2 separate regions of the Homo sapiens genome follow, and region 2 is linked to region 1. A link is an interaction called in ENCODE POLR2A ChIA-PET data of the cell type or tissue named here. Cell type or tissue: K562. All regions are shown on one strand. Links, peaks and the distances in the headings refer to the core of each region. The heading gives the core; the rest is flanking DNA.

What was found. Peaks named below come from ENCODE experiments on the same cell type or tissue, not always from the same donor. Only the 100,000 strongest peaks of a DNase experiment are listed, where the experiment ranks them.
Region 2: POLR2A ChIA-PET joins it to region 1 with 5 read pairs; 2 of 35 experiments call an interaction of 5 or more read pairs at or near these places.

What each region holds. Positions count from the first base shown.
Region 1 is chr11:69,898,691-69,913,318 of GRCh38, reverse strand. No RefSeq gene overlaps it. Among named protein-coding and RNA genes, the nearest start is that of FGF3, 87 kb to the right of the region's middle. RefSeq lists enhancers at 3,543-4,044, 7,244-7,745. In K562, for the core only: no CTCF peak of the experiment used is centred there; a DNase peak (open chromatin) is centred at 7,568; H3K27me3 peaks cover 76 bases.
Region 2 is chr11:70,029,726-70,044,353 of GRCh38, reverse strand. It overlaps a transcript of ANO1 not described here. Among named protein-coding and RNA genes, the nearest start is that of LINC02753, 28 kb to the left of the region's middle. RefSeq lists an enhancer at 8,676-9,215. In K562, for the core only: no CTCF peak of the experiment used is centred there; no DNase peak of the experiment used is centred there; H3K27me3 peaks cover 1,983 bases.

The sequences.
Region 1 (14,628 bases), core at 6,222-8,721:
CTTGAGCCCACCAGCCGAAGGGGCCACCCAGCAGGGCCCTGGAAGTTGTTATCACTAAGGGAAGGGAGCAGTCACCTCCTCCCAGAGCCCAAATTCAAAGTTTGTGAACCCAGGAGCTGCATCTGAATCAGGTCCTACCACGTGGTGCCTGGGAGTGTGCGCCCCATTGCATGGGCAGCAGATGGCAGTGTGCACCCCGTCTTCTCCTCACAAGCCCTGCCCGGAGGCCAGAGTCCTCCCGGGGGCCACCGGGTTGGTGAGAGCCACAGCGGGTCCCCTAATGCTGCAGCAGCCTCCTCTGGGATTGCCCCGGCCTCGGTTTCCATCATGGGAGGCAGGGAGCTGCTCTCCAGCACAGCACCCTCCTCGGCACAGCACTGCCCTGCTCTAGAGTCCACACCGGCTCCCCCGTGTGCCTTGGTGCCATCCGAGTCCCTCAACGCATAACTCCATTTAGAGACCACATCCGGTTCTCCCTCTGCTGCGTGACCCACTCGTGCACCGGCCTGGGCCCACGGCAGGGCTGTGGCTCGGCCTCTTTCACCTGCCCTGGGCTCACAGCTCTGGACAAACAGGAGATGCTTGATGGAGACAACCAGGGTGGACTTTAGGGTCTTGGGTCTGTGGCCCTGGAATGCCAGCTGGTTTTGGCTCTGGGCCAGGCCTGGGGTCAAGTCAGGTGGACACCAGGGCAAGTGATCCACGCCCCACCTGGGCCCTTGTTCCAGCCAGGGGATGGCTCGGTATGTGCTGCCTCTGCCGCATGTCCACGGAGCGGCTCTCATTCATCGGACATGTACTGAGCGCCAACTGTGTGCCAGGCATCCCTGAGGGTGACCAAGTGCAGGTTCCGTCCTCAGGAGACACTGCCCTACATGGCGTCCTAGCCAGGCCAGCTGGGCCAAGGCCAGGGGACTCAGGGCCAGTGCTGGGGCTGGGACGATGTGGCTCCACATAGTAGGGGATGAGGGGGAAGGGCCAGAGTGGGCCACTGTTAGGTGGGCAGCAGATGGCAATGTGCACACTGTGGCCCCAGCAGGGCCACAGCAGGGAGAGCAGATGTGAAGGTCGCTCCCCCGGCTGGGGTCCGCTGGTCTAACTGCCCACTGGGAGGTCCCACCTGTGTGTCCTCTGGAACCTGAGTTCTGTGTCTTCCCAAAGCGGAACCAGCACCCTCCCTCCAAACCCACTTCACCTTCTGGGCCACCTTCACCCAAGGCCCCCATTCCTTATGGAATATCCTGTTTGTTGTCATCGCCACACGTTTTACTTAATTATCTTGTTAGTTGTCTGTTTACATCTCTATCGCATCCCAGCAGAAGACACTGCCGGCCCCCGCTTCACTGGAGCCAGAAAACTGTGCCTCTCTGCCTGGCCTCCCCCTGCAGGAATGCCAGGTGGGGCATGGGACTCTTGTCCTGGGTCCACCCCCCTCGGCCCCTGGCCTGGCCCAGAGCCAAAACCAGCTGGCATTTCAGGGCCACATCCCCCAACACCCCCACCCTGGGCACTCAACCTCCTAAATCTAAATGCTCGCTTCCCACCATCCCCGCGCCCAGCCCCAGGTCCGGGTGCCAGCACCTCCACTGGAGCTCACGCTGGCCTCCCCATTGGCCTCCCTGGGGCCGATGCATCCTCCCACTGTGGTCAAAGTGAGTCCTGCGAGGCGCGGTGCCTGCAGCTCCCGAGTGAAACCCACCCTTCCTGCTTGGGCCCAGCACTCTGCTCTGCCCTGCTCTCTGGGGCCGCTGCAGCCTCCGCCACCTCCTGTCCCCCCACTTGGGAGGAGAGAATCAGGGATCTCCAGGCTGCCAGCTCTGCTTCAGTCAGGTGTGACCTTCTCTCCCGTCGGCCTCCTCAGTGCTGTCCAGCCGGTGGCGATGTCCCGTCCTTCTGGACCTGCTCCCTCTGGCTCCCCTCCCAGGCACCGTCTGCGGAAGGGGCTGTTTTCAGATTTGGGGAAAACCCCTCATGGCCCCGTGTGCCCTCGCTGCAGACACCCAGTACTGCCGAGCTCAGATCCAGGCGGACCTGCCCGGAGCCTGCGGGCTGGCTCACGCAGCACACGCTGCTTCTGACCTCTCAGGGGAAGGGAAGGAGTGGCCCCTGGTGGCTTCTGCTGGCCAGGGGGAAGGACAGACCTGGGAGGGAGGTTCAGGATCCCAAGTGAATGTGCATGGCACGTCAGCATTCCTGGCCGAGTGGTCTTGAGGTGTCCTGGGGAGGGGACTCATAAGGCCCTGTCCTCATCATGTCTGCTGCCCAAACGTCATTTTTAGGAGGTGCCTCCCACCCAAATCTTCCGTCCGGGAGAAGGAATGAGTGGCCTCCCCAAGCTCATGTCCCTTGACACCACGCAAGCCAGGGCTGGCAGAAGGATTGCAGGTGAGGGACTGTCCCTTTCTCTGCCAAGGTTGGGGGAGCTGCTCTCCTGACTGCCTCAGTGACAATGATTCTACTTCCCTTACCAGGAGGGATCAGAGAGGTAAAGGACCCTGTCAGGAGGGAGACAGTGGCAGAGAGGTAAAGGACCCGGTCGGGAGAAAGTGGCCTCTCCTGGGACTGGTCAAGACTCCCAGGGGTGGGGAAGGACCCAACCCTATGGAAGGTGTCTTTGCTGGAGTCCTGCTAGGATGGGCCTGTGGTTAGACACTGACCCCCACCCTCCGTCCCACCACAAGCTCCACTGGGCCAGGGCTTCTCAGTGACCGTCAGCACCCACACTGAGGATGTCTTGTGGGCCCATGTCTGGTGGACACCCAGCCCTCACTGTGTCACCGTAAGAGTCCTGAGCTTCAGCCTCCTTGTCAGTAAACGAGGGCACAGCACCCGCTCCACAGAGCTGGAGGGGAAGACGTGGGCCCGTGGGACTTCCTGGCAACATTGAGGGGCCTGTCCCGGGCCTCAGGAGCACTTGGGGATCCCCAGGACCCCTCGGCTGGGACTGCTGCTGAGGTCTCACCCCCACCTACTTATGATAGTCACAGCCCACCTTAAAATAGAAATTAAAGCCAGAGAGGGTGTCCCCTGGAGAGGGGTCGAGGTCCCCAGGGCCATGCGCCCTCTGCTGGCCATCATGTCATTGTGGAGACTTTCAGGCCCTTTGGGTGGGGGCCTGTTGCAGGGACCCCGGGGTGTGGGGAGTGGGCAAGAGGAGGGCGGCAGCCCCTAACAGAAGGGCCATGGCCCCTGGGGACCGAGCAGAAGCTCTTAGTTCAGGGCAGGCTGGGCCACCATGCCTGGCCACACTGTGTGAGTGGGAGGGCGAGAGGCTCCTGTGGGAGGGACTGTGGGGAGCCACGGCCTCATCCTGGGGCCAGGGGATGTGGGCGGGCACTGACTCTCCCGAAACCTCGGTGGATCTCCCTACAGGCTTCCAGACAGCCCTGGTTGGCTCCAGGAGGAGCCCAGATGTGGGGATCGACTCCAGCTCCCAGGGCCCTGGCTGCTCCGGGAAGTGTTTCCTCAGTGTTCACAGCCATGGCTGGCCAGGTCTTCCTGCCAGTCCTGGGTCCCGGCCCTGTCTGGCTGGAGGGAGAGCAGAACAGGCCACCTGCTGTGCACATCTGTGCGCTCCGTGTCCCTTCCAGGAAGCTGTGCACGCTGGCTCAGAGAAGGGGCCCGTGGTGGGTGGGCGCCTGCTGCTGGCTGAGCCGGCTGAGCACACGTGTGATGGGAGGGTCTGGAGGAGGTCCAGCCAGTCACCCCACAGCCCGCCTTTGGATGGGAGGCTGGGGTCACCCAGCAGCCGCCTCTCTGTTCCCAGACAAAACCTCTTTTAATATTCACCAAGCTCCTCTCCCCCATCTAGGTGCACTGCTGGACAACTGCACCCGGTCCCACTCTGTCACTGACCAGCAGCGTGACGTGGGCAGTGTCTTCATCTCTCGTGCCTCAGTTTCCTCCTCTGTTAGATGGGGGTAGTGCTGCTACCTCCCTCCCTCCTGGAAGGGCGCTGACAAGGGAGCTGAGGTTCAGGAATCTCTCATGGTGACCCAGAGAGGAGCTGGCGTCCAACAGCACGTGTGTCCACTTTTTGTGACACTTACCTGTGCCACTGCAGGTCAGGGGCTTGGCCCCGTGCACAGTAAGTGCTTACAGTTAGCATCATTATTCAGGGTGGACTATGAGTGCTCTGGAGCACTAATTTTGGGCCAGCCCCCGGCGGGGGCGCAGCCATGATTCCTTCCTTGCAACTTCCCCACCGTCTCCGGGGCTAGCCCTATTTTTCAGATGAATAAGTGGCCACCTGGGGAGATGAAGAGACCTGCCCAGGGCTGAGGGATTCCAAAGTCCAGGTCACCCTCGCCTCACCCTGGCACCAGCCTTGGCCACATCAGAGCTGACCAGCATGGTGGCGCTTGCAAGGTGCTGGTTTTCTATAGACCTCGGTTTCCTGCACCTGTAAAACATATTCACCTCACCCAGAGCTGGGTTAAGACTTCACAGACTCAAATTGCTGGGTGCACACCCCCCGTATGAGTTTCCCGTGATGTGTAACGAATGACCACGTGCTTGGTGGCTTAGAACAGAAATCCATTCCCTTGTAGCCTGGGAGCCAGAAGTCTGAGATCACGGTGTCGGCAGGGCCACGCTCCATCCAAGGGTTCTAGGGGAGGGACATTCCTGCCTCTTCCAGCTCCTGGGGCTACAGACGTTTCTTGGCCGTGGCTGAGATGCTCCAGCCTCTGCCTTCTCCTGTGCCCTGTCTCTGTGTCTCTTCTCCTGTTCGCCTATAAGGACACACATCATTGCATTTAGGGCCACCCTAATCCAGACGAATCTCAGCTAGGGATCCTCACCTTCATTACATCTGCAAGATCCTGATTCCAAACAAAGCCAGCTTCTGAGGTTCCAGGGGTTAAGAGGTGGATGTATCTTTTGGGGGATGTAGTTGAACCCACTATACCTCCCATACAAAATTCATGATAAAAATATTGTTACATGATAATGTCAGTTCCGGCTACATTGGTGTTTGTGTGTTTTATGAATTTTTTAAAAAACAACATTTTTTAATACTTCTCATGTTTTGGTGTCCGCCTCTGGGCTTACTGAGCGGCCCTGCAGATCACAGAGTGGGGATGAAGGTGAAACAAGAAAAGGTCTGTATGAGACACACCCCAGTGCCCCACATACGGTATGTGCTCAGCAGTGTTTTAAAGGAAAACCACCTCCCAGGAGCTCCTTGTCAGGGACAGGAGCCCTGAGGGGCATGAATGCTGGGCCCAACCTAAAGTTGAAGCTCTGTGGCCGCTCCCTGCCTCAGTTTCCCCACCCTGAAAGTGTGGTAAGAGTACCTTCTTGGTAGAAAGGATTCTGAGTCTAGGACATGTGAAATGCATAGAATGGTGCCTGGTCCCCCATGCAGGCTCGACGCTGTGTCCCCTCTGGGTTGCAGCCCCAGCATGGACGTCCATCCGCCAACCTGCTCTGGCCTCCATGGAGGCCCAGTGTGCAGCCGCTGGGCCCCACCTCCTTCTTTGCTGCCTCTAGTCTCTGAGCTCCAACTGTGGCCCGAGTGGCTGCAGGGGCCTCCTGCCTGCTTCCTCTGCTTCTGGCCCGCCCCTTCAGTCTACTCTACCCAGCGGTGAATTCATCTCTCAAGCAAGATGCTAGGCACGGCGTGGTGGCTCACACCTGTAATCCCAGCAGTTTGGGAGGCCGAGGTGGGTGAATCATCTGAGCTCAGGAGTTTGAAACCAACCTGGGCAACATGGCAAAAACCCGTCTTTACAAAAAGTGCAAAAAAATTAGCTGGGCATGGTGGTGTGCACCTGTGGTCTCAGCCACTCAGGAGGCTGAGGTGGGAGGAAGGCTTAGCCTGGGAGGTGGAGGTTGCAGTGAGCTGGGATTCCTCCACTGCACTCCAACTTGGGTGACAGAATGTTGTCACCTGTGTGAAAAAAAAAAAAAGCAAGATGCCTAGCCCATAAACCCATCCTGTTTTTCTTGGGCTCAGAATCCCCCAGGCTCCATCCCACTGGCTTCACAGCCAAAGACATACCATGACCAGTTACCTGCCCCTTCCACCTCCTCTCTGGACCTGGTACTGATCCCTCACCTTCTGTCCCTCTGGCCTCCTTGCCATTCTCTGCACACACCAGCTCCTGTCCCAGGGCCTTAGCTCATGCCGTGATTGTGTCTGGACCCCAGAATCTCCACATCTCACTCTCCCATCTCTTTTGGGTCTTGACTCAGTTGTCGCCTGCCTTGGAGAGGCCTTTCCTAGCCACACGATTGAAAATTGAGTTTCCACCTCCACCCCAGACGTGCCTGTCTCCATTCCCTACTGAACCTTCCTGCTTTGTGTCATCACCATACATTTTACTTATGTGTTAGGTTGGTGCGAAAATAATTGCAGTTTCTGCCATTAAAAGTAATGGCTGTTAAAAGTTTTTGCCATTAAAATGAATGGCAAAACAGTTTTGTCATTAAAAGTAATATCTTGTTTGTTGTCTGTTTAGATCTCTATTGTGTCCCCAGCACACATGCCTGGCACATAGTAGATGCTCAGCAAATATTTGTTGAATGAATGAATCTAATGGTTGCAGCCTGTTTCAAGGACTCTCCCCGCTTGGAAGATGAGAAAGCTGTGACTCAGAGAGGTGCAGTGACCTGCCTGTGGTCACAGGGCAGTAAGTGACAGGACAGGACAGGAGCCAGGCTCTTGGCCTTCAGCTCTGCTCCTTCTGGGAGGTCCTGAGGCCACAAATCCAGAAACTGACCCAGGCTCCCATTATAATCTGATTCTCAAAAGCAGACAGAGCAAACAGACCCCCGGGGGCCCTAGGGAGGAGGTGGAGGTCTTGGCAGCTCACAGGGGCCTGGAGTTAGAAACCGCTCTCCAGACCCCAGGGCTTAACCAGGCACCTGCCGGTTGCCTCACCCTACAAACATCCTGGGGGGAGGGGGAGGGGGAGGGACCAGGCTCCTAAGACCTTCTATGAACTGTGACACATGGGTTGGCCCATGCTGGCTGGCCATGGGACCCTCGACGCTGCCCCCTCCCCTCCTGTGGTTCCCCATGGCCATCCTGCCAGGCGAGGTGGCTGCAAACTTTCTGCTCATGTTACAGGTGAGGAAACTGAGGCTCAGAGGACAGTGGAGGCACAGTGTGAAGATCTGATTCCAGCCTCCCAGCTTCCAGTGCAGGACTTGGCCCACCCTCTCAGGCAGGACCTTAGAGACTGGGCTGGTGAGATCAAAGTGTGTCCGGTGTGGGGCAGATCAAATGGGCAAACAAAAGAAGGTGTGGGGGCCACCTGGGGTTTCCCTCCTGAAGGCTCCTCTTCTGATCACTTCTGGCAAAAGCCCCTTGAGACCACCACAGCCTCCACTCAGGCACCCACCCATGCAAGATACCCACAGCAGCTGCAGAGCCAGGGCTGGCATGGGACCAGCGCTTTAGGAGGAAGGAACCCTGTGCCCCCATGGCCAGGCACCTTCAGAGATCGCTCAGTGCTTCCCTAGAAGGAGCAAACTGCACTCATAAAAGCATAAACCAGTGACTGGCAATGAGAAGCTGTGGGAGATAAGGCGGCCCTGCAGGCCCAGATAAGCCCGCCGTAGCAGCCAGCCCCATTTCTACACGCGTGCTCCAGAACCAGGCCTGGGGTGGAGCAGAGGCCAGCTAGGCTTGCAAAAGATAAGAGGACAGACCCGAGGGCTTTCTGTGCCCACCACTCCCCTAGGGAACAGGGTTGTGGGACGCACAGCAGAAGGTGGTGGGATGGGGGCTGGATGGGGGAGGAGGACCCTTGAACACTGGTGACATTTGCAGTGCTTTCTCCAGGTGGAGGACTCAGCCCAGTGGGCTTTGTATGTATTTTTATTTGTTTTTTCTTGGTAGCCAGTGAAGAAATCACCTCAAACAGACTATGTGCATCTGGCTCACAGCTGAGTGAGTGGCTGGTCTCTGTTGTTCTGTGAGTCTGGTCTCTGCTGGCCTCACTCTGGGGCAGGCACCCTCTCCCCGTCACCCGGTAGGAAGCCTCTGGCTGCTCTAGGCCAGCATCTCCCACCTTTGAGTCCTGCAGAAGGAGAGCAAGTTGCCCCCACGTTTCTGCAAAAGCTCAGGGAGAGAGAGTTCCACACCTCAGGGTCAGGAATGCAGCCTGACCCAGGCCTGCCCAGAGGACACTGTGGGGATGGGGGAGGCCACACCATCCACTGGGACCTGGGGACACTGTGGAAATGGGGAGGCCACACCGTCCACCGGGATCTGGGGACACTGTGGAAATGGGGAGGCCACATCATCCACCAGGAACTGGGGACACTGTGGGGATGGGGGAGGCCACGCTGTCCACTGGGACCTGGGGACACTGTGGAAATGGGGAGGCCACACCATCCACCGGGACCTGGGGACACTGTGGAAATGGGGAGGCCACACCGTCCACCGGGACCTGGGGACACTGTGGAAATGGGGAGGCCACACTATCCACTGGGACTTGGGGACACTGGAAATGGGGAGGCCACACCATCCAGCAGGAAGTGGGGACACTGTGGGGATGGGGGAGGCCACACTGTCCACTGGGACCTGGGGACACTGTGGGAATTGGGGAGATCACACCGTCCACTGGAACCTGGGGACACTGTGTGGATGGGGGGGCCCATACTGCCCACCAGCACCTGGGGAGGGACAGTGGTCTCCATGAAAAATTGGGACGAGGTTGTGGGCAGCACCCTTGGATGCTGAGAGCAGACTCCAGCCAAAGCTACAAAGGTGAGAGATCCCCATGGAAGCCAGAGGCTGTGGGAGCAGCTTGGTGTGGGGAGCGGGGCTGATGTTGCTGCTCCACTGGGACCCCAAGCCCTGGGTTCTAGAGGGTTCTAGAGGGTGCTGGGTCAGTTCTTGCCAGGCAGCATGGGGCAAGGGTCGTGGCTCTGCCTGGTGTGGGTTATCACCCACCATGTCCCGTGTGCGCTTTGTGGTTTGACCATACATCCTGGGAGGAAGCTTCTCAAATCAATATGCCTAGGAAGATTGCCGGCTCCCAGCCCTAGAGATTCAGATGAGTGGGATGACGTGCGGTCCTGAGCTCACAGCCCCTGTGAGACTCTTTGCCTGGCTCTTGTCTTTATATTTTTTTTTCAAAGGTAGGGGGACAAGGCGAGAGGGAGTGAGGTGATTGGGGACGTGAAGTCCCCCAAAGGACAAGCCTGGCAATCACCACCAGTGACGAGTCCTAGGTCCTTTTTGTGTCCTGTGAGGTGGTTACTGTCCCCATTTTGCAGAGGAGGAAATTGAGGCTAGAGACTTGCCCCAGGCCCCTCATTAATACAGGGTGGAGCTGGGCTGCTCCCCAAGCTCCTCGGAATTCAGAGATCTGCTTCAGCATTAACTCTTTGTTATTTTGTTGTTGTTGTTGTTGTTGTTGTTTTGTTGTTGTTGTTGTTTTCTGAGACAGTGTCTCGCTCTGTCTCCCAGGCTGGAGTGCAGTGGTGCATCTCCACTCACTGCAAGCTCCGCCTCCTGGGTTCACGCCATTCTCCTGCCTCAGCCTCCCATGTAACTGGGACTACAGGCACCCATCACCATGCCCAGCTAATTTTTTTTGTATTTTTTAAGTAGAGACGGGGTTTCACGGTGTTAGCCAGGATGGTCTCGATCTCCTGGCCTCCTGATCCGCCCGCCTCAGCCTCCCAAAGTGCTGGGATTACAGGCGTGAGCCTCTGCGCCTGGCCGAGCATTAACTCTTGCACATTCTACTTCCTTGTCCATCAGAGGAAAAGAGAAAAAGAAGCCCCTTCCGGGGGCTGCCCACGGGTCACCTGGGCCTGACCTCCTGGGCTTCCCTGGAGGAGGCCTGAGGATATAGCATGTCTGGAGGCTGGGCTTTCTGGAGCAGCCGGACTGAGCCTGGAGCTGGCATGTGGCCTCCACATGTCCACATTCAAATTGTCATGGCCAACCGCCCTGGCAGTGAGCAGGGCCTCGAGGGGCCTCTGGGCTGCCAGTTCTGTTCCTAGGGTGAAGCCAGAGACCATGAAGGCCACCCCATCCAGACTCCCGTGCCCAGCCCTGGGGCTGGCGGCATTCCTCAGAGATGTGCTTAGTTGTCCTTAAGTAAAAGCAAACCATTCCTGTGTGGTTAGACGGAAGAAAATCACATGCTTCGGGAAGTGTGAAATTCTCCCTTCCTTGCACCTGAACCCCCGGACCACATTTCCAGAGACAAGGTCCTCCCTCCCTTCCTTTTTTCCTTCCTTCTTTCTGACAGACTCGCTCTGTTGCCCAGGCTGGAGTGCAGTGACATGATCTCAGCTCACTGCAACCTCTGCCTCCCAGGTTCAAGTGATTCTCGTGCCTCAGACTCCCGAGTAGCAGGGACGACAGGTGCACACCAGCATACACAGGTAATTTTTGGTATTTTTAGTAGAGACGGAGTTTCACTATGTTGGCCAGGCTGGTCTTCAACTCCTGGCCTCAAGTGATCTGCCCGCCTCAGCCTCTCAAGCTGTTGGGATTACAGGCGTGAGCCACCACAACTGGCCTGCTTTGTTCTTTTCTGAAGTAGTCAAAATTAAAAATATATTGTGAAAGACACCCCCTCCAACACACACCCTTTTCTGGCAGTGGAGGTAATCCAGGCATCTGTGACAGCTTCCAAGTCTGGGTTTCCTGGGGACGTGACCAACCGGTGACCTATTGACCACTGTCAAAATAGGGACACAAGCCATGGGGAAGTAGTTTCCCTTCACACCACTTCCTCAAGGGTCCATGTTCAGCGCTCTCACGGGTCCTCAAACACGCTCCAGGCACAGCCATCCCGGGGAGCACACAGCCAGGCCTGGCGCGCCCAGCTGTGCCCTCTCTCTGTCTTGCCTGACTTATCGAGAGATCTCTGGCTCTGCTCAGATAGATTTTGCTTGTTCTTTTTCATGGTTTCGTGAAAGTCTGTTCCATCAGTTGTCATAATTTGTCACATTCGTTGCTATTGTTTTTCTATCAACAACGTGGCAGCAGCACCCTTGAGCCTCTGCCTCTGCGCAGAGGTGGGAAGGTATTAGTGGGGTTAACTCCAAGACCATGAAGGCCAGCTCAGAGGGTGTGCTCATTTAAACACTGGTAGACACAGCTTCGTTGCCCTCTGAAAAGCTTGTCCCAGACGACTGTCCGGAGCAGCGATGGGGTGGGGGTGGGAGGAGTGTGACCTCAGGGTACACCAGGCCCATTGCCTCAAGAAGAACAAGCTGAAAACAATACACACGATGTGATGCTGTCTTATAAATGAAAAGAAAAGGCCGGGCGCGGTGGCTCATGCCTGGAATCCCAGCACTTTAGGAGGCTAAGCTGGGCGACCACCTGAGGTCAGGCATTCAAGACCAGCTTGGCCCTCATGGCAAAGCATGGCTGTCTCTACTAAAAATACAAAAAATTAGCCAGGTGTGGTGGCACATGCCTGTAATCCCAGCTACTTGGGAGGCTGAGGCAGGAGAATCGCTTGAACCCAGGAGACGGAGGTTGCAGTGAGCTGAGGTCATGCCACTGCACTCCAGCCTGGATGTTATGGCAAGACCTGGTCTCAAATAAAAAAAAAAAAAGAAAGAAAGAAAGCAAGAAAGAAAGAGAGAAAGAAAGAAACAAAGAAAGAGAAAGAAAGAAGGAAAGAAAGAAAAGAAAAGAAAAGAAAGAAAAGAAAGAAAGAAAGAAAGAAAGAAAGAAAGAAAGAGAAAGAAAGAAAGAAAGAAAGAAAGAACCTGACCCCCAAACAAGTCAGGTGCCAATAGCTATGTTTAAAGGAATGAAGCGCATTGCCTGGAATACACAGAGGGGATTTCCCTGGGAAGGGGGAGTGGATGAGAGTTGGGGGAAGGCGGAAGGAGCTTTAGCGTGATTAGTAATACCATTTTCTCTTCGTTTTTTTTTTCAGGGCAACATATTCTTATCTATTCATTCTATGGTTTCAAGATAATAAATACATATTTTAAAAGACTAAGGAAGTAAGTAAGCTATTAAAATATTAGCTTAAAAATGATTAATTCTGGGTGAGGAATATAGATGATTCCTACTTTTTGCCCCTCCCTCCCTCCCTCCCTTCCTTTTTTCCTTCCTTCTTTCTGACAGACTCTTGCTCTGTTGCCCAGGCTGGAGTGCAGTGACACGATCTCATCTCACTGCAACCTCTGCCTCTCAGGTTCAAGTGATTCTCGTGCCTCAGACTCCTGAGGAGCTGGGACGACAGGTGCACACCACCATACCCAGCTAATTTTTGGTATTTTTAGTACAGATGGAGTTTCACTGTGTTGGCCAGGCTGGTCTTCAACTCCTGGCCTCAAGTGATCTGCCTGCCTCAGCCTCTCAAATTGTTGGGATTACAGGCATGAGCCACCACAACTGGCCTGCTTTGTTCTTTTCTGAGGTAGTCAAAATTAAAAATATATTGTGAAAGACACCCCCTCCAACACACACCCTTTTCTGGCAGTGGAGGTAATCCAGGCATCTGTGACAGCTTCCAAGTCTGGGTTTCCTGGGGACGTGACCGGCAGGTGACCTATTGACCACTGTCAAAATAGGGACACCAGCCGTGGGGAAGCAGTTTCCTTGTAGTTTGGCCAAGAAATTTCTTGTTCCTATGACTCAGCAGCAGCTAGCAGGCACCCCAGTGGTGGCCGGGGCCATACACTGCTGGTCACTGACCCCGGCTGGCCAGCTGGGCACTCATTCTGCTTCCGCAGCCCTGGGGAGCTGGCCTGTAGTCTAATCCCAGCCCTCGGTGGTCACTCCAGCATTTGTGTTTGCCGTCTGGGTGCAGGATGGTAGGGGTGTGCTGGTGGCCGCAACTCAGGCAGGATAGCAAAGGTTGGTTGGGGTTAGACCAGGGCAAGGGGGCCTTTCAAACCTTCCCCTTCCTGGGGCTGGTCACATAGGTAATTTAAAAATTTCTACTAGCCACAATAAAAAAGTAAAAGGAAACAGGTGAACTTAATTTTAACCCTATATTTTGTTTAACCCAATAAACCCAATATATTAACATTTCAACATGAAATCGATATCTAAGTATTTGTGAGATATTGTCCATGTTTATTATTTTCTTTCTTTCCTTTTCTTTCTCTCTTTCTTTCTTCTTTCTTCCTTCTTTTCTTTTCTTCTTTCTCTTTCTTTCTTTCTCTCCCTCCCTCCCTTTCTCTTTCTTTCTTTCTTCCTTTCTCTTTCTTTCTTTTTCTTTCTTTCTCTCCCTCCCTCCCTTTCTCTTTCTTTCTTCCTTTCTCTTTCTTTCTTTCTTTTTCTTTCTTTCTCTCTCTCCCTCCCTCCTTTTCTCTTTCTTTCTTCCTTTCTCTTTCTTTCTTTTTCTTTCTCTTTCTTTTCTTTCTTTCTTTTCCTCCCTCCCTTTCTCTTTCTTCCTCTTTCTCTCTTTCTCGTTCTCTCCTTCTCTTTCTTTCTCTCTCTCTCTCTCTCTCTCTCTCTCTCTCTTTCTTTCTTTCTCATTCTTTCAACAGAGTCTCACTCTGTCACCCAGGCTGGAGTGCAGTGCTGTGATCTTGGTTCACTGCAACCTCTACCTCCCGGGTTCCAGTGATTCTCCTGCCTCAGCTTCCTAAGTAGCTGGGACTACAGGCATGTGCCACCACGCCAGGCTAATTTTTTGTATTTTTAAGTAGAGACAGGGTTTCGCCATGTTGGTCAAGCTGGTCTTGAACTCCTGGCCTCAAGTGATCCACCCGCCTCAGCCTGCCACAGTGTTGGTACTACAGGCGTGAGCCGCCATGCCCGGCCTTATTTTCATACAAAGTCTTCAAGATCCCATGTGCATGTTACACTCACAGCATGTCTTCAACTGGACTTGCCACAGTTCAAGCCACGTGGCCACAGATGGCCTGGGGCTGTCCTGGTGGAACTGCATCCACCGGCCAGTCTAGGCTATCATGGCCTTAGAGGTCATTAACACCTTTCAGAAAAGAGCAGTGGGAAATCAATATAGCAAAAAGATATCTAGGCCACTTCCCCTGCTCTCTCCTCGGCTGGAAGGCAGGCGAAGCTCTAATGTGTCAGCTCTGTAACCAGAATGGGGAGGGGGCCTCAGCCAGTGTCCACCCCCAGCAGAGTGAGCAGGCACTGCATAGCAGGTGCACAGTCAGGGGCCCCATGCCTGTAACATGGATGCATCTTTAGAATGCAGCCCTCGGGAATAAAGTCTGGAATTCAGCTACAGCATTGTACTGATGTTGGTCTCTTCATTTTCTAAATGTTTATATGGCTATGTAAGAGGTTAATATGGAGGCAAAGAGCACGTGGGGACTGTTAGCACTATCCTAGCAACTTTTTAATAATTCTACAGTCATTCCAAAGGTATAAGTTTATGTAAAAACAACACTCGATTGAAAGTGAAGAATGGATTGAAATCTATAACAAAGTCCTATTCACTTCAATTAAAAATATACAGACTGGGCACAGTGGCTCACGTCTGTAGTCCCAGCACCTTGAGAGGCCGAGGTGGCGGATCACCTGAGGTCAGGAGTTCAAGACCAGCCTGGCCAACATGGTGAAACCCCTTCTCTGCAAAAAATAGAAAAATTAGCCAGGCATGATGGCAGGTGCCTGTAATCCCAGATACTTGGGAGGCTGAGGCAGGAGAATCACTTGAACCCGGGAGGCAGAGGTTGCAGTGAGCTGAGAGTGTGTCATTG
Region 2 (14,628 bases), core at 6,097-8,596, 130 kb before region 1:
TGGAGTGTGTAGACCATTTACATTTAACGTATTAATAAACGTGCATATAAATCTACCATTTTGATATATAATATATATACAGCACATGTGTGCTTTTTTTGTATTAAATGGATATTGTTTGTTATTCCATTTTATCTTTACTGTTGGATTCTTAGCACTTTTTGCTTTATTTTACTTTTATTTAGTGGTCGCTTTTGAGTTTACAACATAGTTGTAAACTTATAATGGTATATTTTCAAATATTATACCCCTTCACATATAGTTTAAAAACCTTTCAACAATATACTTCCATTTCTCTCCTTCCTTTGTGCTACTGTCCTATTACATTTTATTTCTATGTATGTCATAGTGCTATAATACAGTTATTATTTTTGGTATAAACAGCTAATTAACTTTTAAGGAGATTAAAATTGAGAAAACGTTTTATATTAACATGCACATTTATTATTATATACTAATTCTGGTACAATCCATCCTTTTGTGTATATCCCAATTTCATCTGTTATCATTTTCCTTTTGCCTGAATAACTTCCTTTATCATTTGTTGTGGTATAGGTCTGCTAGCAATGAATTTTCTCAGATTTTGTTCTTCTGTAAAAGTCTTTATTTCACCTTTATTTTTGAAATATATTTTTGCTGAGTATAGAATTCTAGGTTGGCGTTCTGTTTCTTTCATGCTTTAAAGATATTGTTCCATTGTCTTCTGACTAGCATATACTTTGATGAGAAGCATGCCAAACTCTTCTTCCCCTACATAATATGTCCTTTTTCTCTGACTGCTCTTAATATTTTTTTATTACTTGTTTTCAGCAGTTTGATTATAATGTGCCTTGGTGTGTTTTCTTCATGTTTCTTCTGATTGAAATGTATTAAGCTTTTTAGATTTGTGGGCTTATACTTCTCATTAACAAAGGAAAGTTTTTTATCACTTTTTCTTCAAATACTTTTTTCTGCACCCCACTTCCATTTCTTGGACTTTTAGCACAGGTATGTTGGACTACTTGGTATTGTTCCACAAATCTATGGTGTTCTGTGTATTTTTCCCAGTGTTTTTTCTCTCTGTGTTTTATTTTGAAGGGTTTCTATTGCTATGTCTTCAATTTTGTTGATCCTTTCTTCTGCCGTACCCTATCTGTTGTTACTCCCATTCTGTGTAGTTTTCAACCATAGGAGTTCCATTTGGATTTTTTCAAAAATAGCTTTCATTCTTTTCCTTATCAGTTCATGATTCCCTCTACTTTTTTGAACAGATGCAGCACACTTTTAATCATTTTAATATTCTTTTCTTCCAGTGTTATCATTTGTCTCATTTCTGGGTCTGTTTCTATTGATTATTTTTTCTTTTAGTTATGTGTCATATTCTCTCACTTCTTTGCTTGCCTGCTAATTTTTTATTAAATGCCAGACATTAAAATTTTATGTTGTTGAGTGCTAGATTTTGTTGCTTGTTCTTTAATTCGTGTTAGAATCTGTATGAGCATGCAGTTAAGTTGCTTAGAATCCATCGAATCCATTCAGGGTTTGCTCCTACACTTTGATAGGGCAGATACAGAGAAGCCTTGAATCCCGATGATACTCTTCTGGGAATCCTGCTCAGTGATGCCCTGTGGATCTTTTCACCTCAGCTGGTGAGACCATGAGCTATTCCCAGCCCTCTGTAAGCCCTCAGAAGTGCTGAATCTACTATCTTCTGGTGGTTCTTTCCCTAGCCCTGGGTAGTTTCCTCTCATGCTTATGTAGATTAGTACTCAGCCAAAGACTTAAGGGCACCTCTCTGCAGATTTCTCTCTCTCTCTCTCTCTCTCAATCTCTCAATCTCTCTCTCTCTCTCTCTCTCTCTGTGTATATGTATGTGTGTGTGTGCGTGCATACGCACGCATGCATGAATGCAACATCCCCCTCTTGGGTATTCTGATTCACACACTTTAACTTTTTGGGCTCCTTGAACTCTAATCTTTTTGTCTTCAATACAGTGAGACTGCTTGGCTGCCTGAGTTCCTCTCCCTGTGCTGCAGCCTGAAAACTACCTCTAGGAAGGAAGATTGGACAATTTTCATGCCTTCAACTTGTTTGCTTCACTTTTCTCAGGAATCAGCCCTGAGCTGCCTCAGGGCTGCTGTCCCACATTTCAAAGCCACTGCTTCCTATATTTTGTCTGTTTGTTGCTTAAGGCTGGGGAAGGGACAGATTAAGTCTGACCCCTGTTACTACATTATGGTCAGAATTGCGAGCCTCTCATGCATCCTTCTGCTGTGTTCTTACGACCATCGAGCTCACCCCTGCTTTCTCATGCACACTGATGCTCAAGCCTCTCCTGTGCTTTTCCTACCTCAGCCCAGGTATCAGTCATTTCTCTGAGGTGCCCTAGTTCCTTTTTATGGAGAATGATAGTTAGAAGCCACAATCCAAGTAAATAGGCATGCTTATTGCTGATGGTATGTTGGTAAATTTTTAAAAATAGAAATTAAAGACATATGCGTTTAACCCACAGCAGGAAAATAACCAGGAACTTGAGGAGAGTTCCCCTGTTCTTTCCTCTTGAAAGAAAACATTGCAGGTTACAGAAAATTTCCTCCAACATCCTCTACTAATAGGGAAGGAAGTACAGCAGGATTACTGTTTTTTCAACATATTTTCACCGAGAACCTCCTTCCCACCAGGGTTTGTTCTAGATGCTGGGGATTACAGCAGCTATCAAAACAGACAAAAATGTCTGCCCCTGTGGTGCTTACACGAATACCTACTGCTATTATGTTGCTGCTGTTGTTGTTATTTGAGCTCACATCTTTTCATGAAAGTCAGTTTAGTTCTTTCTACATAGTTCTGCCAACTGGATGAAATGTGGCAATTTAAACCATCACTTAAATGTGTGTGTGAGTCTAGAGGTCAGTTTTCCCCCAGCCTAAATAGTTGTGCGTGTGTAAATTTAAATCTCCAATCTCAATATTCCATGTATAAATGTCCCCATGCAAAAAATCAATGACACAAACCCAGATGTGAAATATCGAATAAAAAGAGTAAATATTGGTATGAGGGGTAAACCCTTGCTTTGTGATCCAGGGGTCAAGGTTCACAGAAAACATTAATTTACTTGCCCTCTCCTGTTTGCAACTGCCAAATAGCACTCACAAGACCCATTTATTTTTTTGCAGATAAATTGAAATGTGATGTGGTTGCCAATGTTGCTTGTGATTTAGGGGAGCTGAGGTCGGCATCCCCTGCCCCTACTGTCACACATGGGGTGGGGTGGGTGTGCCCCAAAGCATCACAGCCTCATGGAGTCTCAGGGCTGGAGGGCAATGGAGAGTCCCCCTTCTTTAAACCTTAATCAGTGCCTGAACCCTGTCCATCAGGTCCCCACCAAGCTCCCAGAACCTCTCCACTGACAGGGCCCTCGAGCTATGATGCTTAGAAAGTTCTTTGTTCAACTTGACATTTGCTGATGGCTTCTTTAAGACTTACACCTTTTCTTCTAAGTTCTGTTTTCTGACAGCACATGGAATCTGTGCAGCTGTTCATTCATAGCCCTGGCCTTCAGATGGCTTCATAGTCTCCTTTCCAAGGCAGCTCCATCTGCTCTGATTGACCTGTCTTCACAGATCGTGCTGCAGCAGTCAGTGTCCTTCGACCGGGCTCTGAACTGCCTCATCCAATAGTCACATTTTATTTTATTCTATTTGAGACAGAGTCTCGCTCTGTCACCCAGGGTGGAGTGCAGTGGCACAATCTTGGCTCACAGCAAACTCCGCCTCCCAGGCTCAAGCGATTGTCATGTCTCGGCCTCCCAAGTGCTGGGATTGCAGGTGCGTGCCACCATGCCCGACTAATTTTTATGTGTTCAGTAGTGACGGGTTTCACTATGTTGGCCAGGCCACTCTCGAACTCCTTTATCTTTTGTAACTTTTTTGCAATATCTGGCCAATAATTTGTAACAAAATGTAATTTTAACATACCTTGCCCTAGAGGACTATTAGGATCTAAGTCAGCATACCTTCTCGTCTGTTCTCTCAACCTGTCTAAAAAGTGCATGGGCCCTTTGTCTTTCTCTTGCTGCACATCAAAACCTTAGTAAGACACAAAACCTTAGTAAGGTTTTGTGGTCTGGGTGCAGACTCTTTAATCCTTATGATTAGCTCACACAAATCTTCCATATTTTCCCAATGAGCTGCATTATTATTATCCCATTGTGGGTCTTGAGCAGGGAATTTGGTATCCGCTGCCAGATTATCTTGGCTGGCAGGGTGATCACGTTCTTAGGCTGCCATAGCAGCTCTGTGAATCATGTTTCACTCTTCCTTTGAGAAGAGAATACCCAGGATCGACATTAATTTGGTCCAGGAATATAGTTGGGGACCTAAAAACTGATCGATTTGCTCTGCTACTCCTTCTGGGTCATCTAGCAGAGGCTTGAGTTCTTTCTTTAGACCCTGAATTTCAGGAGCAGTTAAGGGGGGATTTATGAATCCAGTTGCACCCCCACCTTGTGGCACTTCCTTTAGAGGAAAGAGCTGAAAAGCTGGCTCTTTGGAAGTGGGAGGAAAGGGAAGATTCTGAATATCCTTTCTGCATTGTTCTATTGCTCTTTGGAGTCCTCATTTTGAAGAGAAATGACAGCGATCATGCTCTTCAGGGACTTCTGGACGCCCTCTTCCAGAATCAGAATAGTCACTTGAGGTGGAGGGGGAGGTGGGACTACTACCTGCGGAAGGGGAGGTAGGACTACCACCTGCAGAAGGGGAGGTAGGACTACCACCTGCGGAAGGGGAGGTAGGACTACCACCTGCGGAAGGGGAGGTGGGACTAGAAAAGGGGGAAGATGGTTTAAAGGGTCCTACTGGATACTTTCTGACTTTTTGCCTGCATCTATTTCTTGTTTTAAGTCCTTCAAGGGATAAAGAGAAACCTGCCCTTGCTGCCAGCATAGGGCATAATTGAGGATGCAGGAGTTTTGCTATTAACATACATTATTAAAAGTTGGCATACCTGGTCTTCATCTGAGCCATATTTCGGCCAGAAGATGGCAGGTTTCAAAATAAGCTCTTGGGTCCAAAGAAAGCAACAGTACTTAATCATTAGTTGCTTTTTCTTATGTTTGGTCCTTTTGTTCTCTTTCCAGTGTTTAAGCATGAGTCCTAAAGGACTATCAGGAAGGATTCGATCACTCTGATCTCCTTTGTTACCTGCCTTACTTCCTATTCCAGACTTACTAGAAGTATTCCCCATGTTGGATGAAAACCTTTCCCAGCAGACTCAATCCCCCAGATCCTCCAGACCAGGGATGTCTTGCCTGTCCTATCCTTAATGGCTTTTTTAAGGCTAAATTTCTTACCCCAGAAATATCTTGCCTGTATCCTTTTTCCCTGAGAGATAACCTTTCTCTCTTCCATTTTTTCTCCTGTATTGCTTTTTCCCTGGGAGATAACCCTTCCCCCTTCTATTTTCTCTCCCGAAGGTTATACACACTCCTCTCACACTCACTCTGTCTTAACTGAAACCATTCACTCATACACACATTCCCTTCGAGAACTGACCATCAAGGAAGTACTTTACTGCTCCTCTGAGGTTTTTCCTACCTTGGCTCATGCACGAGGTCTTCTGGTCCTGCGGTTTTGAAAGTCTCTCCTTCTCCCCTGCATTGCTGAGAATCCAAATGTGTTTCTTGCACCAGGTAAGTCCTGGCTCTCTCCCTGGGGGCCACTGCAATAGGGTGGCAGGGCACCTCCCCACAAGAGAGGACCAAGGACTGTCCCAGAGGGGAAACAGAGTCCCTGTATGGCCCACCAAATTGTTGGAAATGGGTGCTCGGTGTCGCAAAATCAACACTGAGACAAAGGATCTCTCAGCAAGGCTAGTTTACTTTCTGCAGAAAGGGTGCTGCTCACTAGCAGTCTTGCCGTGAGAGCACACCCGAACAAAGGAGATGGGGATGTTTATAATCTTTGTAACCTGATGCAATTGTCCTATGGCTGTGTCACATTTCCATTGGTCGGAATGGGACCTCACATTCTAAGCTTGACCCGATTGGCTAACAGCTTGAAACTTTTCTAAATAGGCAAAGGGGAAAGAGAACAAAGAAAAGAGGAAGCTAGTCATGAGAGGGTCAGGAGGGTTTCCAAATAAGGAATGGCATGCACTATGGTCTGGGTCTTGCTTAACCTTGTCCAAGAATGCCAGGTCAAGTCAGAGCAGCTGCATTGGAACATATATAGATATGCATAGAGCAAAGAAATGACAAGCTCTTTATGGTTTTAAGAAACTTTGAAGAAGAACTTCTCCATTCCTCACACAAACCTCCTGCCTCAGCCTCCCAAAGTGCTGGAATTACAGGCATGAGCCACTGCGACTGGCCACGACAGTCACGTTTTAATCCTCATGCTCACTCACCTTTTCTTTGCAGCAGGAGTAGCAGTTCACTGCTTTCTCCTTGGGTTGTAATTCAAGACCCTGCCATGGAATAAGATGAGTGACCATAGACAAGTTTCTTACCTGCCTCAGTTTCCCCAGCTGCAAATGGCAGTAATTGTGCTCATCCCAGGGGTTGATGTGAGAGTCAAATGACTATGTGGTAAACTACTTGCCCAGAGCCCAGCGCCTAGTGAGTACTCAACAAGCAGAAAAAACCGGGTTTCCTGGCAGCTGTTCCATGAGGTGCTTCGGGTATAGAGTTTCAAGTCTTCAAGCAACCTTTTCAGAAGTCAAAGCTGAGGCTCAGGGAGCGCCTCTCCCAGGGACCCCTCAGCTGTCATGCAGTAGAGGCAGGTTTGCATCCATGCTGGCTTGCCCTTGAAGGTTGTGTTTTCCCACTAGGCCACCTGGGTCCTTCCTTGGCGTCTGTGACCCACCTTCATGCTTGGGCCTCCCTCTGCCCCGCGATGGTCTCCTGCCTTTCCTTTCTCTGCTTGCTTTCTGCGTGTGGTGTCCTCAGAAGGTGAGCTTGGTCCTCCATAGCCCCATTTGTAATCATATCTTGCTCATTTGTTCCAACCACCCCTATACATTAACTATTCCCAAATCCCAATTCTTCTCTTTCTCCACAGTTCCCAACAGCTCCTGAGACCAATTCCAAACCCCCACCTGCCCTGCTCCACTGAGTATTGCCCAGGTCCCTGTCACACCTGTCCTTCCCTGCCTGCAAATCTCAATCAGGAGGAGCAAAACAGGCTGGGCCGCCTAAGCTGGATTTCTCAGGGTGGAGTTCCGAGAGGCACTTCCACCTGGGTGTACCTCTTGAAGGCAGGGACTTCTGTGTTAGGGAAGATGGATGGCACTAAAGGCCGACAGATGAGAGAGGAAGGAACCCTACAAGTCATTCATTTGTTCGTTGCACACATGTTTATTGAGTGACAGTCAGGCACAGCTGCTGCCTGAGATGTTGAGCACACAGACATGCCTGAGACATGGCCCCAGCCTCGGGAGAGAAAGGCAGGCATGTAAAAAACCACATACAGGCTAGGCACGGTGGCTCACGCCTGTAATCCCAACACTTTGGGAGGCTGAGGCGGGCAGATCACGAGGTCAGGAGATTGAGACCATCCTGGCTAACACGGTGAAACCCCATCTCTACTAAAAATACAAAAAATTAGCCGGGTGTGGTGGCGGGTGCCTATAGTCCCAGCTACTTGGGAGGCTGAGGCAGGAGAATGGCATGAACCCGGGAGGTGGAGCTTGCAGTGAGCCGAGATCGTGCTACTGCACTCCAGCCTGGGCGACAAAGCGAGACTCTGTCTTAAAAAAACAAAACAAAACAAAACAAAAACACAAACAAACCACACACAGTCAGACATCAGGGCCAGCATAGAAGAGAGAGGGTCCTCAGCCCTTTTTGTCTTTATTGTCAAGGAGGAAGAGTCACCGAGCAGGCCTTCCTTACCAGTGGGCTGAGCAGTACCCCAGAAAACTGAGCCTATGCCCTAACCTCAGAACCTGTGACCGTGAACTTATTTGAAATGAGGGTTTTATAGAGTAATTAGGAATTTCAAGATGAGATCACCCTGGATTATCCAAGTGACCCCCAAATCCAGGGACAACTGTAAAGGACACACAGAGGAGAGACACAGGTAGAAGAGGAAAAGGCCAGGTAAAGACAGCGGCAGAGATTGGGGTGATGTGCCTTAGCCAAGGGACACCTGGAGTCACCAGGGACTGTACGGGGCAAGGAAGGATTCTACTCCAGATCCTTCCAAGGGAGTGTGGCCTGATTGGCACCTTGATTTTGGACTTCTGGCCTCCTAATGGTGAGGGAATAAATTTCTGTTGCTGAAGGCCCCCAGTTGATGGTGGTTTGTTACAACAGTCTCAGGAGACTCCTACAGCTGGGTATATACCCAAAGGATGATAAATAATTCTGCTATAAAGACACGTGCACATGTATGTTTATTGCAGCACTACTTACAATAGCAAAGACTTGGAATCAACCTAAATGCCTATCAATGATAGATTGGATAAAGAAAATGTGGCACATATACACCATGGAATACTATGCAGCCATAAAAAAGAATGAGTCCATATGCTTTGCAGGGACATGGATGAAGCTGGAAACCATTATTCTCAGCAAACTAACACAGGAACAGAAAACCAAACACCGCATGTTCTTACTCATAAGTGGGAATTGAACAATGAGAACACATGGGCACTCACACACCAGGGCCTGTCAGGGGGTGGGGAGCAAGGGGAGGGAGAGCATTAGGACAAATACCTAATGCATGCAGGGCTTAAAACTTAGATGATGAGTTGATGGGTGCAGCAAACCACCAATGCACCTGTATACCTATGTAACAAACCTGCACGTTCTGCATATGTATCCCAGAACTTAAAGTATATATATATATATATAGCAACAGCTTACTGGGCTACCAGTTAAAATGGTTGAGAATTTGCAAGAATAGGACAAAGGTCAGGTAATATGTATAGAAAGAAGAAATAATCTACAAAGTAATGAATTATTATTTTGGTTTTGCTTAAAGAAAAAAAAAGCAGGGTCATAATAAGTGAAAAGTTCGCCAGCGCAGGGCTTGGCCCCTTCCTTTTCTCTCCACACGCTCAGCTGCTGAGTCTTCTCCCAACACACTCCTAGCTGGCCATCGGCAGCTGATGTCTGCATGGGTGGACACAATCCTCCTGGAGGGCTGGACCTGACACTAGCCCTGGTCCCGCTGCCAGGCAGCTCCACGGGTCATAGCTCTCGGCTGGCTGGAAAGCAGCACCTTGTTTCCCTGTGCACAGCCCCACTGGGGATTTCCAGGAAAGAAAAGGAGGCTTGGCCAAGAGGGGCTGTGGTACCACTGCACCCCTGGTCCTTGGAGTGTCTAACAGCACCGAGTCCCATGGGGTCCCCCAACATAGGAGCCCACTTGGCTGCAGAGAGGAAGGTGTGGCCCACTAGATCCTGTTGTTCTGCCCCTTCCTGGTCTGGGATGCGGCAAGAACAATAGTTTGTCAATACAGCAAATATTGACTAAGCAGAGTCCCTGCTGGGCTCTGTTCAGGCTTTCCTGCCTCTGGCTGCCCCTGTGTGTTCAAATGTTCTTTTTTGTCTTTGTCTTTTGCGTTAAGTGCAAAAGCCCCAATATTTTAAACTATCACTTGTGCAGAACCTTGCGCTTCTTTATGTGGGGGGTTTGGGAAGAGTGCCTTAGCTCTCTGCTCATCCTCACAGGGATTTTCTCCTTCTGATGCCCTTTGCCTATATCCTCTGTATATGCAGTGCCTGCAGCCAGCCCCTCTCCTGCAGTAGAGACCATCCAAGCTTGCGGCTACAACAGCAAAATAAATGCCAGGGCAGGTGGACAGAAATCAATGCATAATTGCTCCTCTTCTCTTCTAGATGAATAATTTTTGTTGGTTTTTTACATACTTTGCTTTGATCATGAAAGAAGAAAGGTTGACTCCCTCTCCTGGCATGGTGGTATCTGAGCTGCCCTTGTGGTCTGTCCATATTTGTGTCTTCCACCCAACCGCCGGATGCCTCAAGGTGCCCAGGGCTGCTGCAGTCATCACGTCTAGAAAGCTTCCTGAGCCCCTCAGCTATGAGGGGTTTCTCTGTCCTGCAGACTCCTGAGACACTGTGCCTGCCCCTCCCGACAGCATGTGGCACTTTCTAGCTTGAATTTGTCATAAGTCAGGGGCCTGTTTGATTTTCTAGGCTAGGTATCGGCTGACTTTTTCTGTAAAGGGCCAGATGGTAAGATTTTTAGGCTTTATGGTTCATATGCAGAGGACCTGCTACGTAATGGGTGGGGCTCCATGCGCAATGAAATTACAGGGTTTGCGTAGTGGGTGGTTGGCAAAGCTTTGTTGAATGGATGGCTGCAAGAGCGCATGGATGGGGGATGCTTGCCCTCAAGGAACTCACAGATGTACGGAGCAGGGGTTGGCAAACTCCCATCCATAGGCCATTTGTATGAATTCTTACTTATTTCAAGATAGTGACAGCAGATGGTCAAGATAGTGACAGCAGATGTTCAAGATGGTGACACAGACCCCATACAACTATACAACTGTACAGGTCACATACCCACGAAGCGAACCTGTATTGGCCTCTTGGCAATGACTCCACTCTAATGCAAAAGCAGACAGACAATATGGAATGAATGAGCATGGCCATGTTTCAATAAAGTCTGATTTATACAAATGGCCTATGGATGGGAGTTTGCCATCCCCTGCTCTATACATCTGTGAGTTCCTTGAAGGCAGGCATCCCCCATCCATGTGCTCCTGCAGCCATCCATCCAACAAAGCTTTGCCGACCACCTACTATGCACCAGGCATGTGCTAACCATAAGGCCACAGGGAGAAGAGAAAGCTATTCTCTGTCCTCATAGACGCCTCAGGCTGGAGGGGACACAGAAGCATCATAGTGCAACACGATATCAGAGACCCAAGGCAGGAGCCTGGAGGGAACTGAGGTGGAATTCATCCTCACATTCCCACAGACCCTCATAGGCAGGAGTGGAACAGATACGCACTCAGTGGCGAAGTGAATCATGAATGAAAGCGGGTTTTGCTGATGTAGACTCTCGATCTTGGAGGGTTTGTTGGAACCACAGAGAAGAGCTGGGTCCAGTCCCACCTGCGCCTTCTATGGCTTTGGGAAAATGACTTCATTTCCCCAAGTCTCAGCTTCCTTGTCAGGAAAACGGGAGCAAGCAGGTCCCTTGGCAGGGTCTGATGAGAAGATCAAGTGAAACCGCCCCGTGAAGGCCCCAAACCCGGAGCCTGACCCCTGGATCTACATCACCGAGCTCTTGTCTTTCCCTGGCTCACACCCATCGAGCTGGAGACACAAGATCACAAGATGTCGTTAAAGGGACCTGTGCAAATTTGTACCACGTGAAAGAGCATCCATAAGGGAACCGGGCACGCCGTGTGCCTGGTCCTCACCCAGGGAGGCTTTCACTCATTCCTTCTGTGGTGGTTCAGTTTCTGTTCATTTATTCCTCCTTCCTCCCTTTCTCCCTTCTCTCTCTCCCTCCTTCTCTTTCTCCCTCCATCCACCCTTCTACTTTCCCTCTTTCCCTCCACTTCTTTCCCTCCTCCTCCTATGTGTTCTGTTTTTTCTTTTACAAAGAACCTGCATCATCTTCCCAATTTGAAGACAAAAAAGGCAGCTCTCCTTCACACCCAGATGAACAGATGAGGTTAAATCAGCGCAAGGACCCTGGAGCTGTTCTTCCTTCTTCCAGATGGGCAGAAGCCACAGTCCGGGGGCCTCGTCTCAGTAAACGGCACCACTGGCCACTCAGACACTGTTGTGGGCTCCTCCCTTGCCCACCCCTTCACAGTGGGTTCTGCGGATTCTACCCTTCAGAGACCCCCCCCCTCTCCCGCCTCCCTCTGCTCACTCTCCCATCTTTTTTGCTCCCTTCCCACTAATCTCCTCTCCCCACCCAGGGAGTCCTCTCCAGACAGAATCACACCAGCTTCTTCAGCTACTTGAAAAGGCTGCCCTGGGCCTTTGAGGTAGATTCCCAGCTTCTCCCAGGGGCACCTGCCTGCACCCGCCTCTCCCCGACGACCATCACTGGGGTCTCTTTTCTGGTCCTCAAACTTGCCAGGCCCTTCCCAGCCCTGGGCCTGCAGTCCGTCCACAATGAGACTGCTTCTCTCCTGACAGAGGAGATGATCAGACCTAATCTGGGGTCATGCTGCCCCAGCCTTCCCAGGACCCACTACCTCATCCTGCATTTCCGTCCTTCACAGCACAGACCACAGTTGGAAATGGTTCTAACAGCCCAGGTCCTTTCCTGCCTCCTCCTTCCTCCCTGGACTGCAAGCTTCATGGGCAGGGGCCACGTCTGTCCTCTCCCTGAGTGTCTGGCACCCTGCAGAGGGCCTATCACAGAGTAGCCACAGTGAATATGTCCAACGAAGCAGTGAGTAAATGATGGACCGTGAGGAGGGGGGGTTGGGTGCCAGTGAGGGGACCGGTGCCACACAGATTCCCTGGGCCCCGGGAGTTCAAGGTGCTTCTGCAGGCAGGAAGGACACTCCCTGATGCCAGAGGAGGCTTGCTGGCCAGTGTGGATGTACGTCGGAAGCATCCAAGGAAATTGATGCCTGAGAGTCGGCTGGCGGCCTGGCCAGTGCTCAGGTGTGCCCTGGTGCCCGGTCAACACCTGTAGTGACAGCGGCAGTGACAGCCACTGCGCCTCAGAGCACTGAAGGGGTCTTTGGAGACTATCCTGCTCATCTCTGTACCCTCATCCCCCTGGCTTGGGCACGAGGTCCCTCCCTCCCACCAGTCTCTTGGTCCCCACTCTGGCCCTCAACGGCTCACCTTGAATGTGTGCAATCTAGTAAGGTTGAACTCACAGAAGTAAAGAGTGGAACCAGGGCAACCAGAGGCAAGGGGATGGGAAAGAGGGAAGGAGAATTGCCAATCAAAGGATACAAAGTTTCAGATAGGCAGGAGGCACGGGGCCTTTCCACTTATAGCACACCAGAGGGACTGCAGTCAATAGTATGCTATTACCCATTTCCAAATAGCAGAGAATTTCAAATGTTTCAAATGTCTCACCCCAAACAATGAAAGGAGGATGAGGTGATAGATATGCTAATTAGCTTGATTTGATGATACCATGTTGTATACATATATGAAAACATCACATTGAGGCCTGGATCAGTGGCTCACACCTGTCATTCCAGCACTTGGGGAGACCAAGGTGGGAGGATCACTCAAGACCATGAATTCGACACCAGCCTGGGCAACATGGTGAAACTCCATCTCTACGAAAAACGCAAAAATTAGCTGGGTATGGTGGCACATGCCTGTAATCCCAGCTACTAAGGAAGCTGAGGCACGAGAATCACTTGAACCCAGGAGGCAGAGGTTGCAGTGAGCTGAGATTGTGCCACTGCACTCCAGCCTGGATGACAGAGTGAGGCTCTGTCTCAAGCCAGAAACAAAACAAAACGAAACCACCACATCACATTGAACCTCGTGAATGCATAAAACCACAGTTTGTCAATTAAAACGGGGGGTGTTTCTCTTCCTTCTGCCTCTGTGGGATCCTTCCAGCTGGTGGAGGGGTGGCCATCGACTGGATATTGGCCTCCAGAGATGTCCATGTTCCCATCCTCAGAACCTGTGACTGTGTGGCCTTACGTGGCAAAAGTGCTTTGTATTAATAGATATGATGACATTAAGGACTTTGAGATGGGGAGATTATTCGGGTGGGTCCTAATGTCACCACAAGAGCCCTTGTAACACAAGAGGCAGAGGAGAGCTGATGACAGAGAGGACATGGCAGAGAGCTGGGTAATGCAGCCACCAGCCCAGCGTCGCTGACACCAGCAGAATCTGGAAGCGGCAGGGACGGAGCCTGTGAAGGGACCAGTCCTGCGGATGACTTGGTTTTACCCCCTAAGATTCACTGTGGACTTCTGACCTCCAGGGCTGAAAAGAATGAATTTCTATTGTTTTCAGCCTCTAAGTGTGTGTTCATTTGTTACAGCAGCCCCAGGAAACCAACATAGCAGCTCCGAGCTACAGTCTGGGCTCAAGGAGTCCGGTTTATGGGCTGAGAAGGGAGAACCCGATACCTTTGCCCAGTCCTCATCCCCGGCAGCCACATCAGCAGCCCTGGCTGGCTCTCGGCTCCAGATGCCAATTTCCCACAGCCGGTGACTTCCAAAGCAATAAGCCTGGGCTGCAGCCCCCAAGGCGTCTTCGGTCATCTCAGGCCAAGTGTTTTTGGAGACTGAGCAACTTTCGCTTCCCTGAGAGGGCCAGGGCCTCCCACAAGCAGGACTTGGTTTTTGCTTTTGTTTCCCTCTGCCCTGAGCAAAGGTACCCTCCCCACCCCTCCTGGTGGCACCACCTAGGAGCCATTTGCCTCCCTCCAAAAAGCTGTGCCAGCCTGCCTTCCCCAGAGGGGAGTGCCCTCTTGACCCACTCCTCCAGTGGCCCTAATCTAATGAGTGGAGTTTTTATAAGAAGAGGGAAATTTGGACACAGGACACAGACACACAGAGGAGAGAGAAGGCCCAGTGAAGACCGAGGAAGAGGCTGGAGTGATGCAGCTCAAGCTGAGGAACGCCTGGAGCCCGGGAAGCTCGAAGAGGCAGGAAGGGCCCTGCCCCAGGGCCTCTAGAGGGAGTGTGGCCTGCTCACACTCTCATTCCAGACTT